Regions from separate parts of the Homo sapiens genome. Here all the other regions are linked to region 2. A link is a loop called in an ENCODE intact Hi-C map of the cell type or tissue named here. Cell type or tissue: heart left ventricle. All regions are shown on one strand.

Region 1 (2,500 bases), 1.0 Mb after region 2:
CTGTCACCCAGGCTGGAGTGCAGTGGCGCGATCTCGGCTCACTGCAAGCTCCGCCTTCTGGGTTCACGCCATTCTCCTGCCTCAGCCTCCCGAGTAGCTGGGACTACAGGCACTTACCACCACGCCCAGCTAATTTTTTTGTATTTTTAGTAGAGACGGGGTTTCACCGTGTTAGCCAGGATGGTCTCCATCTCCTGACCTCGTGATCCACCCGCCTCGGCCTCCCAAAGTGTTGGGATTACAGGCGTGAGCCACCGCGCCCAGCCAAGTCTATTTCTTTAAAAGAGATTATTTACATCTTTTAATTAACACCAATGATTCTTTCAACACTGCTTTTCTGAAGTTCCACTTCTGAAATTCAAAGTAGTCCTTGAGGGTCCCGGAACGCTGGCTGGCAGAGATGGAGGCATTACTCTCCCCACAGATTGGTTCACGGTGAACTTAGAGACCTCCGGGGAGGGTATATTCCAGTGGCTCCGAAGACCTCTGGTTGGTTTTGGATTTGGTTTAGAAGAGTTTAGAAGGGTTTAGAAGGGAGCAGCTGATAAAAGGAGCATTTTTAGAAACGGCCTGCCTTTTCGGGGTCCTAACTTTGGTGTGCACTGAGGTCATCTGGAACAAGTGTTGGGAATGGAGATTTCTGAACCTCATCATCAGAGATTCTGGTTCACTTTGTCTAGAGAATGAAATTCAAGAATCTATATCTTTAGCAAGCACCGTTTAGTGACTCTGGCACAGCCGATTAAAACGCCTTTCCCCAGAAAAAGCCATGGAGGGATCCCACAATTCAAAGTGGCAGAGAGCTCCCATTCATTCCCTGGCCGCTTGGAAGCTGCCCTAGCGTGGGGATTGGCTAAGGTGGAAGAGCTTGGGCCTATGGTGCTCCTCACCTGCGGGGTCCCTCGGGAGGAAGATGGAGGGCGCTGGAGCAGCCCTTCCCGGTGCTCTCTCTCCCTTCCCAAATGGGGACCCGGGTCAGGACTCTGGGAGAGCGGCACCCCCTAGTGGCCACGTTTAGTTTTCCAGGTACTTAGCAACAGGCACCCGGCCAGCAGCTGAACTCCCCCACGTAAACGGGTGGCACTACATCAATAACACAGGGCAATGGAGCAACTTATTGTGATCTTGACTCATGTGGCAATAAATATCAAATCGGAACACAGAAGCGGAACATCCACAGGAAATGGCAACTGCATTTTATGGGTCTTAAATTTCATACCAGAAGAGAAAATCACTACCGGGCTCTGAAAAGCTGCAGTCAGGGTCTTGTTTTTTCAAATCTATTTCAGAAGAAAGCAAGAAAAAAACTGTAGAAGACAGGGTTGAGGTTGGGGGAGGTCAGGGGAGTCAAGCCATTTGGAAAAGCTCTTTGGAAAGAAAATCTCTGTGTAGTTTTAAGAGGGGAAAATTGAGCAGTGTAAATCAAAAGGAATTGTTTTTTAAATGCATTTGATTTTTTAAAGCAGCCAATATCTATTACAAATAAATTGTATTTTCTCCTTCTTCCTACCCCATTCCACTGATTAAATTACAAAATAGTAAAATAATAGACCTCAAAATTCAGTCTCTGCATCCAATCAATTCCTATTGTTTACAAGCATCTGTGTATTTGTAATGAAATAATTTCATAATTTCACTGAACTATGTGGCAGGCTCTTCACATACCTTATCTCTAATCATCTGAACAACCCTGCAGGGTAGATATTATTGATTACATTTTTCAAGTGAACAACTGAAGTCCAGAGTGATTGAATAAACTCACTAATACTAAGCAGAGCTGGGATTAGGACTCATAGCCTCCCAGTGCCAGAACTCAAGGACAATCTTCTCCAATACTCACCTCTCTGAAGAAACTGGAACATGTCTTGTAATCCCACTTTCCACAACAGAGGTACTGCCAGGAATGACGATGAACATTAAAAGGGTATGAGGGGCTGGACGCGGTGGCTCACACCTGTAATCCCAGCACTTTGGGAGGCCAAGGCGGGCAGATCACGAGGGCAGGAGTTTGAGCCCAGCCTGGCCAATATGGTGAAACCCTGTGTCTACTAAAAATATAAAAATTAGCTGGGCGTGGTCGCGCGTGCTTGTAGTCCCAGCTACTAGGGAGTTTGAGGCAGATGAATCGCTTGAACCCGGGAGGCAGAGGTTGCAGTGAGCTGAGATTGCACCACTGCACTCCAGCATGGGTGACAGAGCAAGGCTTTGTCTTAAACAAAAAAAAAGTTTGTGGCGGGGTGGTATGAGGGATCTTACTGAGGTAATAAAAATGTTCTAAAACTGGTAATGCCTGTACAATTCAATAAAGTTACCAAAAATCATTGAGTTGTACACTTAAAATGGGTAAGGTTTATGATAAGTAAAGCATACCTCAATAAAAAAAATAAAAATACAATGTAAGAAATCACATATTTAAACAAAAGGAATAATAAGAACTCTAGTGATATATAAGAGTTTAAGGGAGATAGATGTGGGTAGATTTGTTTCCTCATCAGCTTGG
Region 2 (2,500 bases):
ACTCTTGGCCAGTACCCCTAGGAGGGAGCATGTGGCAGACTTGAGACATGAGTGAAGGGCCATAGGTGAGCCTCTTCAGCTTCCTGTGCCTCAGGTTCCCATCTTATAAAATAAAGGAGTTGTGCTAGGGTTTCATCTCTTAGACATCAGCTCTAACATTCTACGATCCTCCCTGTACACATGCTGGCTTTTCCATTTTCAATTATTCTAAACCACGATTGTTTGACTGATTCCTTAAAATCAAATACTGCTGAGTGCCATTACTTTCATTTGCCCATCATTAAAAACTAAAGGACAATTTCCTAGTTGATTTCAAAATGATCCATTATGTAACAAGGACAAAAGTTAAAACTTGCTATAGGTCCAATTAATTATGTAAACCATCAGTTGACAAAACAGCAGCTAATGGAAATATTTTGTCTAATAATCTCCAAGTTACCATTATGTTAAAAGCAGTAGCAAGTGTGGCACATGTGGCTCACCTAAATAGGTGTAAAATATACACACCTTATATGAATGAATTAAATAGTCATAGCAAAACACAAACAACGTACATTGGAAAGTGAGTTTCAAATGCAAGGCAGTCCTCAGGCTCCCATATTAATTAATTTTGCTTTGTCTTTTGTGGCATTAGAGATTCACTGTTATACATGGCATACTTTTGTAACTTAATCCAATTGCAAAGATCTTGAAAGGAGATTCTATTAGCTCCCTTGACCACCCATTTCAGGATTGTAACAGTTTTGCTTACCTGGGCTCTCAGGATAACTGAGGCTCATTTGATTATCACTCTACCCATGGGTGGATACTCAGGGTTGTTCAGAACCAGGAAGGCTGGTAGGAGTTGCAGAATTTATTTAGCCTCAGGTCTTTGGTGTTGCTGAATCAACCCAGATTTGTAGTAAACTCCAAGAGGCAGGTTAGCACTGGGCACTTGGGAACAGAACCCCTATGGACAAGGAGCAACAGACGATACTGGTGAGATGGCAGGCATAACAGGGTTAAAGACCTAATGGAGACCCCTAACGAGGCATTCAGCTGGATCTACATTAGCTCTGGAGGCAACCACCAGGACCACTTTGGACCTTATGCGTTTTATACCATGTGAATGTATTTCTATTAATATAAGTAAAATAATTTTAAGAAAAAGAAGGGAAGGGCATGCCCACCTGCTCTGTCATGCTGTTTGTCTCTGGCAGAGAGGCAGGTGCTCTGGAAGGAGCTGGCAGCCTGTGATGACCTAGAATGGCCACTTGGTGGCAGTGTTTCACTTTAATTGGCCCAAGGCAACCCGACCTGGTTTTATGAACTTCTAGCTGCGGATTTCTGGGACCCGCCCTCAAGGTTCAATTTATAGGCCTCGAGTGAAGATGCAAAATAGGATCCTGAGTGGAAAGTAATGGCTGTAACAGATATCCTCTGGCTCCTCCCTGTCTTCTTTCCCATTAGAACATCTCCCATCTAAGAGCTGCTTAGCAGGAGACAGGGGTCAATATCACAGAGGCCGGATCAGAGGCAGAAGCTGGGCTGCTTTAGGCCTGACACCGTGTGAGGGACCTGAAGGCAAGGAGCGTGGCTGCATCTGCCAGGCACGGGTGCTCAGGGGTGCTGCGAGTCCCCCAGGCCAAGGACGGGGCGTGCATTCATGGAGAGTGTTTGGCTGTCTTCTTTCCTGTGCTGGCGCGTTTCCAGGGGCCCACTCTTTCTGAGGGGTCTCTCAGGGAGGGCATGGCTGTGAAAAGTGAGGGAGGAAGCCGCAGGGATGTCACCTTCGGCCGGTTACAAAGCCCTTCTGGGCCACGTTCTCCTTTGTGGGATTGGGACGTTGATCCACTTCAGAGGCTCCCAGGCCCCCAGTTCAGGGCTGTCCCAGAATCACCAGAGAAATAAATTAACACAGATTCCGGGGCCCCGCCACTGCTCAGTCTATTCTATGGGTCTAGTTGGGAGCCCCGGAATCTGTGGGTTTAATAAACCCCAGAAGAACCCAATGAAGTTTGGAATCCAATGGTTAGGGGTGCTTTTTTGGATTCCTTCTAAGTGAGAAATTGTGACTGTGGAAGTGATGACTCACTGTGAAGCACACGGGCCCTGAAATCCACCCCTTCAAGCTGTTGATCTTTGTATGCATTTATTTCCTCAAGATGTTGCTGGCTCTTCCCGGGCCAGGAAGCAGATGCTGTGCCCGGTAAGGCCCGTCCTTCCAGTCCAGCCTTTACCACCCATGCGGAGTGAGGGTGAGGGCTCCGAAGGTGCTTTTGACCCTAATGTCATAACCATGGGGGGTGGACACAGATGTAAACTCGAAACTCTTCTTATTATTGAAAAATGTAAATATATACAAAAGTAAAGAGAATAGTATAATGAATCCTTATTTATCCACTACTTAGATTCAACAATTATCAAGATTTTGCCACATAGCTCTTATTCACATGCCAAGGGGGAGAAAAGAAGATTTTGCTATAGAAAAATTATCATACTTTCATTTTTTGTGTTTGTC
Region 3 (2,500 bases), 560 kb after region 2:
GCCAATCAACAAATTATTTTATTATTTAAATGGTACCTATGAAGATTAAATTCTGACCGAGTCTCTGGGTCTTTATTTCAGATTTTCTTTAGTTTATGTGCACCCCAGCCCCTTCTCCTGGTGCTGAGGTCATAGTAGATTTAAGGAAGACAAGTGAAAACATTGGCAATTTCCCCTGACCCCTCAGTGCTGAAAAGGATTAGGCTTGATTCACCTTTAGTGAAGTGGAAAGGGCCCACCCTCTAGTATCCTGAAGAGCCCTGTTACAGGCCAGTTACAAAAAGTAATGCACAGAGGATAACTTGTGTTTTCACATCACCTGTCAATTTCATTTTTAAAGAGAATCTTTGTTTGCAAAGCCTTTCTCCCTGGTTTTCCTGTGAAAGGCCACGAAGCACTATGCAAGCACAGTGTCAGTCCTCCTCACATCAATGCCCTTAGCAAGGGGCAGTTAGTATCTACAATTTACAGAGTGAGGAAACAGGCCCAGAGAGGTTATGTAACTCACCCAAAATCACACAGCAAGTGTAGGACAGGATCCAAATTCATTTCACATATCCCGGAGCTTTGGCCACTGTGCCGCTTCTTACCTTGAGTAGGTGCTTTTGAGCTGAAGAAAGCCCTGGAGCATTTTCCCAGCATTGTTCCTCAATGTGACAAGAGGCAGCTGGGGGTTGTGGTTTGAGTAGAGGTGAAATATGTTAGGACTGGCTTGTACAAAAACAGGAAACTCCTCCCCAGGGAATGGTTAAATCCAGGTATTTAGAGACAGGAAGAACCTAAGAAATTACCCAGTATAATATTCCTCTGTATTTTTGACTAATGAAGAAATTGTACATGAGAGAAATTAAAGGGCTTCCCAGGATCATGGCATTGGACGCTGGTAGGCCTGGGAGACCCCCCAACTCCTGTCCAGTGTTCATTCCCTGAGATTACAGGAATGAAAGATCTGGTGACAGAATGATTCCCGAAATCAAAGGCAAAGACAGTCACTGTAGGCTGGAGCCGGGATGGAAGTGGGGATACGCCTGTGGCTTGAATAGTTGGGGGAAGGAGGGCGGAGAGGCAGGGCAAACCCTGACATGTGTTCTCAGACAATTCTGGCTTTCTCAGTTTCAAATACTCACACGGCTCTGAAACCCTGCAGGTGAGGTTACCTACTTTAACATTTATGCAGAATCCTCTATATTTATTCTAAGTGTTTCAAAACGTCTTGAGAGAGATCTTTCCTTTCCCAGAGAGAAGCCCTTGGCCACGCCAGGGCAGAGCCCGACAGCAAACCCCGCCTTTATTCCTTGCACTGCAGCGCCCCCTCAGGCCACCAGGGGCAATGACGCTCATCTTGGCTCACAGCGCAGGATGTCACAGCAGAGCCTGCCGCGCTGAGGGCGGCATCCTAAGACGCGGATCCTCCCACCCTTGCAGGACTTGCGTGTTAGGGTGCCCTAAGTCATCACATAGCTGAGGAGAGGCCAGGTGTGTAAGACAGAAGAAAAATAAGATTTAAAAAATCATAGTCCCCCTCCCCATAGTGTAAACAATAAAATTTTCCCCAGCAAAAGAATAAACAGGCTGTGGTTCAAAAGAGTTCTCCTATGTGTTGGCCATAGCCTGTGTTGAGCGGAGGTTGGAGGAGGGGTGGACAGAAGGAAATGGTATTTTGTATTGAGAATGAACATCCAGATTGAGAATGCCCTGGGACTCTGTTGTTGAACTGGGCTTGAGAGAGCCAGGCGTAGCTTCAAAACCATGCCTGGCCACAGATCAGGTGGACTATGGAAGGCCGCAGGCTGCCCAGCTCTGGTGCTGGTGGGGACACTCTGGAGGAATCAGCTTGGTTGGGGGATACTCTGGCATAGCCTGGCTAGGTGGGAAGGGGTGGGGACCCACTGGGCTGCCATGTCCATCCCACTAGGAGAGTCCATCTTTCCCCATATGTTTTGTTTTTGGTTTTGTCTTCCTTCACCTACCTGCTGCTTCTCAGGGTCAGGGGGCCCTGGTAAGTGCCTGAACCCAGCACAGTGCCAGAGCCCCTAAAATGTCAACCTGTCTGTACACTGGAGGGAAGGGGGACATTCAGGCCCACGGGGTCCTGGGAATTCCAGACTCTTTGGGAAACAGAGCAGCCTGGGTGCTCTCAGGACTGCAGAAGTACAACTGTGTGAGCACCTTTGTCTCCTCTTCATGCTAAGTCAGGCAGCATCTTTTAGCACCAGCAGCTACAGGGTGGGGGTGAGGAGCTTAGCAAGAGGGACGGGGAGGGGCAGGGGCAAAGGGCCCCTGGAGTGAAAATGCTGAGGCCCCCAGCTTCATTCTCCATGTCCTTCCCCAGGGCACACGGCCCTGATGCCGTGCTGATGGCTGAGGGCAACCCGCCCACGGAACTGACGCAGTCGCAGATGCTGCATATAGCCCAGCAGATCGCCGCGGGCATGGTCTACCTGGCGTCCCAGCACTTCGTGCACCGCGATTTGGCCACCAGGAACTGCCTGGTCGGGGA

Evidence for each region. Peaks named below come from ENCODE experiments on the same cell type or tissue, not always from the same donor. Only the 100,000 strongest peaks of a DNase experiment are listed, where the experiment ranks them.
Region 1: it touches region 2 in a loop (3-fold over the local background); 21 of 110 quality-filtered maps call a loop at or near these places.
Region 3: a loop joins it to region 2, with 6 times the contacts of the local background. A loop is called at or near these places in 56 of 110 quality-filtered maps.

The regions. Positions count from the first base shown.
Region 1 is chr9:85,424,334-85,426,833 of GRCh38, forward strand. The region is part of intron 2 of LOC105376121 (a long non-coding RNA gene); the gene reads right to left. Among named protein-coding and RNA genes, the nearest start is that of AGTPBP1, 320 kb to the right of the region's middle. RefSeq lists a silencer at 927-1,026. In heart left ventricle, a CTCF peak has its summit at 1,016 (motif pointing left); a DNase peak (open chromatin) is centred at 998.
Region 2 is chr9:84,396,000-84,398,499 of GRCh38, forward strand. No RefSeq gene overlaps it. Among named protein-coding and RNA genes, the nearest start is that of SLC28A3, 56 kb to the left of the region's middle. In heart left ventricle, a CTCF peak has its summit at 1,250 (motif pointing right); DNase peaks (open chromatin) are centred at 1,252 and 1,652; H3K27me3 peaks cover 171 bases.
Region 3 is chr9:84,952,951-84,955,450 of GRCh38, forward strand. NTRK2 (neurotrophic receptor tyrosine kinase 2) reads left to right here. Exons shown (of 19, transcript NM_006180.6): 17 at 2,333-2,500. Among named protein-coding and RNA genes, the nearest start is that of NTRK2, 280 kb to the left of the region's middle. RefSeq lists an enhancer at 1,923-2,423. In heart left ventricle, CTCF peaks have their summits at 1,316 and 1,515; a DNase peak (open chromatin) is centred at 1,311.